Regions from separate parts of the Homo sapiens genome. Here region 1 is linked to region 2. A link is a contact called in ENCODE Hi-C or POLR2A ChIA-PET data. All regions are on one chromosome and are shown on one strand. The core of a region is the stretch at or near the end of the contact, and the rest is flanking DNA. Distances in the headings are between cores, read along the strand shown.

The links. Hi-C counts contacts between places; a loop is a spot of excess contacts on that map. ChIA-PET counts read pairs that join two places held with the same protein, here RNA polymerase II (POLR2A). Pooled maps may share reads with other maps.
Region 1: a loop to region 2 is called in a pooled map, with 2.4 times the contacts of the local background. The contact joins the promoter of PITPNM2-AS1 here to the enhancer-like site in region 2. A Hi-C loop is called at or near these places in 7 of 50 pooled maps. POLR2A ChIA-PET finds 5 or more read pairs at or near these places in 4 of 52 experiments (OCI-LY7, activated CD4-positive, alpha-beta T cell, activated T-cell and 1 more).

What each region holds. Positions count from the first base shown.
Region 1 is chr12:123,079,671-123,083,289 of GRCh38, reverse strand. It overlaps PITPNM2-AS1 (PITPNM2 antisense RNA 1), which reads right to left and starts at 1,906. Exons shown (of 3, transcript NR_038290.1): 1 at 1,298-1,906; 2 at 331-402; 3 at 1-55. All of the region lies in intron 2 of PITPNM2 (phosphatidylinositol transfer protein membrane associated 2), which reads left to right.
Region 2 is chr12:122,819,083-122,822,326 of GRCh38, reverse strand. All of the region lies in intron 11 of CCDC62 (coiled-coil domain containing 62), which reads right to left. Among named protein-coding and RNA genes, the nearest start is that of HIP1R, 15 kb to the left of the region's middle. Within about 2 kb of position 1,411, at least 3 of the 41 ENCODE cell types and tissues checked have a DNase peak (open chromatin) inside an H3K27ac peak, as active enhancers do; they include OCI-LY7, where a contact is called at or near this core.

The sequences.
Region 1 (3,619 bases), core at 657-3,156, 260 kb before region 2:
CTTCCAGCCCGAGGATACAGCCAACCAACATCCCTGCCCTCGTAGAGACTCCATTCTAGTAGGAGAGACAGAGAGTTAAAAACTTTTTTGTTTTTTTTTAGAGATGGGGTCTCACTATGTTGCCCAAGGGGGCTGGGCTCAAACTCCTGGGTCAAACAATCCTCCCACCACAGCCTCCTGTAGCTGGGACTACAAGCGTATGCTACTGTACTGTGCCTGGGCAGGCAATATTTTAAAAAGAACATGCTACGACACATGGATGAACCCATAAGACATGCTCAGTGAAAGAAGCCAGACACAGAAGGACAAATACTGTATGATTCCACTTACCATGATTATATGATGAGGTCCCTAGAGTTGTCAAATGCACAGCGACAGACAGTAGAACAGTGAGTGCTGGGGCTGGTGAAGAGGGAATGGGGAGTTATTGTTTAATGTGTAGAGTTCAGCTGGGGAAGGTGAATTGGTTCTGGAGAAGGATGGTGGGGATGTTGCACAACAATGTGAATGTGCCTAATGCCATAGAACTGTGTGCACTTGGGAGTGGCTAAGATGGGTCAGGCACGGTGGCCACGCCTGCAATCCCAGCACTTTGGGAGGCCAAGGCGGGCGGATCAGTTGAGGTCAGGAGTTTGAGACCAGCCTGACCAACATGGTGAAACCCCGTCTTACTAAAAATATAAAAATTAGCCGGGCATGGTGGTGGGCGCCTGTATTCCCAGCTATTTGGAGGCTGAGGCATGAGAATCGCTTGAACCGGGAGGCAGAGGTTGCAGTGAGCTGAAATCGTGCCACTGCACTCCAGCCTGGGCAAGACTCTGTCTCAAAAAAATGAAAATAAAGAAATGGCTAAGATGGTAAATTTTATGTTACATGTACAATTTTTAAAATAAAAAGGAAAGAAGAAAGAAAAGTAAGTCGGGTACTAGATAACGATCAACGCTCTGAAGAAAATTAGAAAGGGTCAGAGGAATGCCAGGGTTAGAGTCAGGGCCAAGTTTTACATCAGGGTGTCAAGGAAGGCCTTAGTGAGAAGGGGCCCTTGAGCAGAGGGGAGGGAGAGTGGCAAGTACAGATGCCCCAAGGCAGGAACTTGCCCACGGCCTTGCCAGGGCGGAGAGGTGGCAGGGCAGAGCCTGCAGGCCCTCACTCTGAGTGGGTGGAGAGAGGCCATTCAGGGCTTTGAGCATGTCCTGGTCCTTCTGGCCAGTCTGTTGAGGGAGCCAGGAGAAGGCTTTGCAGGGTGGGGGTACAGGCCCATCCTCAGCTACAGCTCCCACCTCTGCATGACTCCTACCTGTTTGTGGGCTCAGCACAACAGGAGTTAATGATGCTTTACTTAGTGGTTGAGTTTAAATTTTTCCTGTTTTTCTGGAGTCTCCACTACCCCTCCTTTCCCAGCTTTGGTGGGTTCAGGTGGGTCTGGGACAGGAGAGGGGTGGCTTGCTCAGTCTTCAGTCCCTGCTGTCTGGGCTTTGAAGCCACACAGCTGCCAAGAAGCAGACAGACTTTTGCCTACCCGGCAAGAGTGCACAGTGCCCCCTTCCCCTGGGTCTGCTCCCGAGACACCTCTCAGGAGGCTCCTGCAGGGCCAGCTTGGTGGGGTCGGGACCCTGGGCTTCAGACCCCGCCCTGTTGGAGAAGTTACCTCCCTTTCTGAGTCTGGATTTTTGCATCTGCGAAGTGAGAGGGCTGGGTGGCAGTCAGGTCTGGATTCTCATCCTGACGCTCCCTGCCAGAGGAGCCTGAGAAAGCAGCTTCGTGGCTATGTGAAACTCCCTGAGTGCCCAGCTCCACAGCCCAGCCGAGAACCAAGGCCCTCTGCATTTCCCCTCAGGGGTCTCTGCCACCACATTAAGGAGTGGGGGGGGACCTATTCCAATTTTACAGCCCCTGCCCAGACATTCCAGGGATAACCGCAGGAGTTGCTAGGGGAAACAGCAGTTGAGGGGTTCTAGAACAGGGCAGAGGAGAGGCCTGCAGTTCCAGACCCACGTCATTATGGAGTCTATGGTGCCCACTCCCCAGTTGGTATCTATGCTGTTCCCTGAGAGCCCCACCATCCACCTTCTCTCCTTTTAGAGGTGCCTCTGGAGCTAGGCTGTGGACAGAGCCTGCTCCCCTGCCCAGACACTGTGGGGTAAGTAGGAGAGGAGGGGTTGAGGGAAGAGACCAGGAGCTAGGCCTGGGCCTGGACCATGCGTCCTTTTACACTTGTCATCTCCTCAGGCCTTAGAACTGACCACCAGTCTAGTGTGACTATTTAAGTTCAATTATAAATTAAAGTGAAATAAAATGGAAAAGTTCTATTTCCCACTCCCATTCATCACATTTCAAGTGCTTAGTAGCCACCTGGGGCCAGTGGCAGGTCACGGCAGCTGCACTGGATAGTGCAGGTGTGTAACATGTTCATCACTGGGGAAAGTTCTATTGGGTGGCGCCAGCATCATCTCTAGAGCAAACCCATGGGGTAGAGATTGTTGCCCCATTCACAGCTGAAGAAGCTGAAGCTCAGAGAGGGGTGATGACTGGCTAGTCACGTAGTCAGTGAGTGCCAGTGGTCCTGGCACCGGGTTTCATTTGATCTCAAAGCATGGGTGTGGGGTTGGCACATGCATGTGTCTCCCTGCCCAGCTGACTGCTTACCTGGGATGGGTTGGAGGAGGCTGGAGGCCCACTTGTGGGCTACACACAGGCTTTTAGGATCTCTGCCTTGGGCCCCAGGGCCAGCTGGAGCCTCCCTTACTTGGTCACCCATGGGGAGCATTGCTTTAGTGGAAAGGCAGGGTGAGATGAGCACTCAGTTTGGGGCCTCTGGGCCTGCAACTTTGGGAACAAATCCCTTAGGAGGGGCTCTGGAATATTTCACTGGGCTCTGAAGACTTCATTTTAAAAGTGAGAAGCTGAGCACAGTGGCATGACCCTGGCCTGTATTTCCAGATACTCAGGAGGCTGAGGTGGGAGAATCACTTGAATCCAGGAGGTCGAGGCTGCAGTAAGCTATAATCACACCACTGCACTCCAGCCTGGGCAACAGAGTGAGACCCTGTGTCTTAAAAAAAAAATGTGACAACAATAGCCAAAAGGTGGAAACAGCTCACATGTCCATTGGCTGATGGATAATGCATAAGCAGAATGTGGTCCATCCATGTACTGGGATATGATTCAATCATAAAAGAGAATGAAGGACTGACACACGCCACAACATGGATGGACCTCGAAAACAGGATACCGAGTGAAAGAAGCCAGACACAGAAGGCCATGTAGTTTATGAGTCCATTTATATGAAATGTCCAGAATAGGCAAATCCATAGAGACAGACAGAGAGTAGATTGGTTGTTGACAGGGGCTGGGGGAGAGGGGACTGGAGAGAGACTGCTAATGGGTCTCCTTTTGGGATGCTGAAACTCTGGAACTAGATAGAGGTGGTGGTTGCACAACATTGTGAATATACTCAATGCCACTGAAGTGAACACTTTAAAATGGTTAAAATGGTAAATTTTGTGTTATATGTATTTTACTGCAATAAAAAAAGTGAGAAGAAGCGGTAGAATCTAGATGGTGAATATATGGATGTTCATTATAAAATGTTTTCAACTTTGCCATATGCTTGAACACT
Region 2 (3,244 bases), core at 162-2,661:
CGAGACCATCCTGGCCAACATGGTGAAACCCTGTCTCTACTAAAAAGACGAAAATTAGCTGGGCGTGGTGGCACGCGCCTGTAGTCCCAGCGACTTGGGAGGCTGAAAGGCAGGAGAATCGCTTGAACCTGGGAGGTGGAGGTTGTAGTGAGCCAAGATCACGACACTGCACTCCAGCTTGGTGACAAGAGTGACATTCTGTCTCAAAAAAAAAAAAAAAAAAGATAAATAATGTCGTGTGTGTGTGTGTGTGTGTGTGTGTGTGTTTAAATTTATAGAGACAGGGTCTCCCATTGTTGCCCATTCCTGGCTTCACGTGATCCTCCTGCCTCAGCCTCCCAAAGGGCTAGGATTACAGGTGTGAGCCATTGTGCCCAGCCAATAATAATGTATGATATATTTCAAAATTGTTAAATGAATCGGTTCTAAATCTTTCCACTACAAAGACATGATAAGTATGTGAGGTGATAGATACACAGCTGGTTTAGTCATTCTACTATGTTATATACATATTATAACATTGCACTATACACTGTAAATATATACAATTATTATTTGTCAATTTAAAAAAGACCATAGTGGCTACGCACAGTGGCTCACGCCTGCAATCCCAGCACTTTGGGAGGCTGAGGTGGGAGGATCTCTTGAGCCCAGGAGTTTGAGACCAGCCTAGGCAACACGGGGAGACAAAAAATACACTTAAAAAAAAATTAGCCAGGCATGGTGACAAACACCTGTACTCCCAGATATTCAGGAGGCTGAAGTGGGAGGACCGCTGGAGCCTGGGAGTTTGAGGCAGAAGTGAGCCATGATCGTGCCACTGCACTCTAGCCTGAGCGAGAGAGTGACACCCTGTCTCAGAAAATAATAAATAAATAAGACCTTAGGGAATGAATAAAATATAATGAAGTGACTGCATACAATTGCCATCCATCCATCCAACAAAGGCTTCTTGACTTCCCATTCATGTGTGGGGTCCCCTTTGTCTCTAATCTGGAAGGACTTCTCTGTCTGCTTCACCATGTGTGTTACAGCTAAACGCTGGCCATCAGCTAATGCCCAGATATAACTGGCTCGCTGTCAGTCCTAACACAGGCACCGATCCAGTGAGCCCTCAGTGAGCCGTGTTGAAAACAGTGGTCAGTAGTTAAGCATCGGCAACTCTAAGTGCCTCGTTAGCCTTCTTAGGTGTCTGGGTGGGGAAAAGAGGAAGAAGGGGAGTGGAGAGGTAAGGGGGAGGAATGAAGGGGAGATGATGCCTGGAAAGACCCCAGTGCATTCCGTGGTGACCCCTGGCTTGCAGGTGAGCCCACCTCCTCACCTCCCCCTGCCTGTGTGGCCTGCATTCCAGCCACCCCGGGATCCCTCACAGTTCCTCAGGGGCACCCAAGGGTGCTTCCAGTCCTCTGTGCTTTTACTCATGCTGCTTCCTCTCTATGCAAATTGCCCATGTATTTTACCATCTGATTTTTTTTTTTTTTTTTTTGAGACAGAGTCTTGCTCTGTTGCCCAGGCTGGAGTGCAGTGGCGTGATCTCGGCTCACTGCAACCTCCGCCACCTGGGTTCAAGCGATTCTAGTGCCTCAGCCTCTCGAGTAGCTGGGATTACGGCACGCCACCATGCCCGGGTAATTTTTGTATTTTTAGTAGAGAGGGGGTTTTACCTTGTTGGCTAGGCTGGTCTGGAACTCCTGCCCTCAGGTGATCTGCCTGCCTGGGCCTCCCAAAGTGCTGGGATTACAGGCGTGAACCACCGTGCCTTGCTACCATGCTATGTATTTTCTCTTATTCGTTTAAAAACTTCATTCTGAAAGGGATCTGCAGGCTTTATCAGCCTGCCACGAGAAAGGCCAAGAGCCCCGACAGGTAACACCAACCATCTCAAGCCAGCAATCAGGACGGCCAGGCCCACACAGCAGGCACAAGTCCAAGCTCAGTTTATGGTAGGGTCCGCTCCTCACCCCTACCCTCCAGGCAAGGAGGAAGCCCGCCATGAGGCAATGTGCTCAGCTGTGCGCTTCCCCTTACTCTAACTCCTTTTTTCTCCTTTGTCTATTTTTAAATTATTGGAGTTTTTCTTGAATAGTTTAAAAATCAAAATAATAAAAACAGGTATAAACTGAGAAGTCCCGCTTCTGCCTCATCCCTCATGCCTCCTATTGGTAAAATTTATATCATCTTTCCACTGTGTCTTTGTGCAAATATATATTCTTATTTCCATCCTCTTTCTTTTCTTCTTCTTCTTTTTTTTTTTTTTTTTTTTTTGAGACAGGATCTTGCTGTATCGCTCAGGCTGGAATACAGTTGCTCAATCACAGCTCACTGCAGCCTCAAATTCCTGGGCTCAAGCAATCCTCCTGTCCCAGCCTCCCGAGTGCCTGGGACTACAAGTGTGCACCACCATGCCCCGCTAATGTTTTTAAAAACCTTTTTTTGTAGAGACAGGGCCTAGCTATGTTGCCCAGGCTGGTCTCGAACTCCTGGGCTCAAGCAATCCTCCCACCTTGGCCTCCCAAAGTGGTGGGATTACAGGTGTGAGCCACTGCTCCTGGCCCTCTCCTTATGTATGTGGAATGCCATATGAACCTTCAGTATCTTGCACGTTTCTCACTTAGCAATATATCTGGAAATATTTCCACATACTAGAGCACCTCATTCTGTTCTATGTCTGCTCAGAACTCCACCGTGTGGGTGGACCACAGCTTATTCCCTCGGTTCCCTTTTGCTGGACACTGGGTGGGTGGCCTCCTATCATTTGCTATTGTAAAGCAATGCTGCAAAGAAACACGTGTGCCTATGCCATTTCATACACATGCAGAAGTATCTGTGGGAGAGATTCCCAAAGTGACACTGCATTGTCAAAGCGTCAGTTCTTCAGTGATTTTTAGAAAACATTGCCAATTTCCCCAACAGGAGGACTGAATCATTGCCTGCTCCCTGGCAACGTGGGAGAGTGCCTGTCTCACAGCAAGGCTCTGAATTGCGACCCTTGTCTGTAGCGACAGATGGCAAAGCCCTGGAGAAGCAGACACGCTGCTCAGAACTTTACCCTGCTTCCTTATTGCAGAAATTAAGAATTTTTAAACAAAATTATTTGCTTTTTCGGTACCTAGCTGTACTCAGTACAAAGGCATGGGGGGAGGAGTTTGTAAAGCGTGTTGCCAGGTAAATCCCTGTTATTTAAATTCTGTCTTCCCAATATCTCTAGAATCAGTTAATGCACCAGAAAATGTATGATATCTGG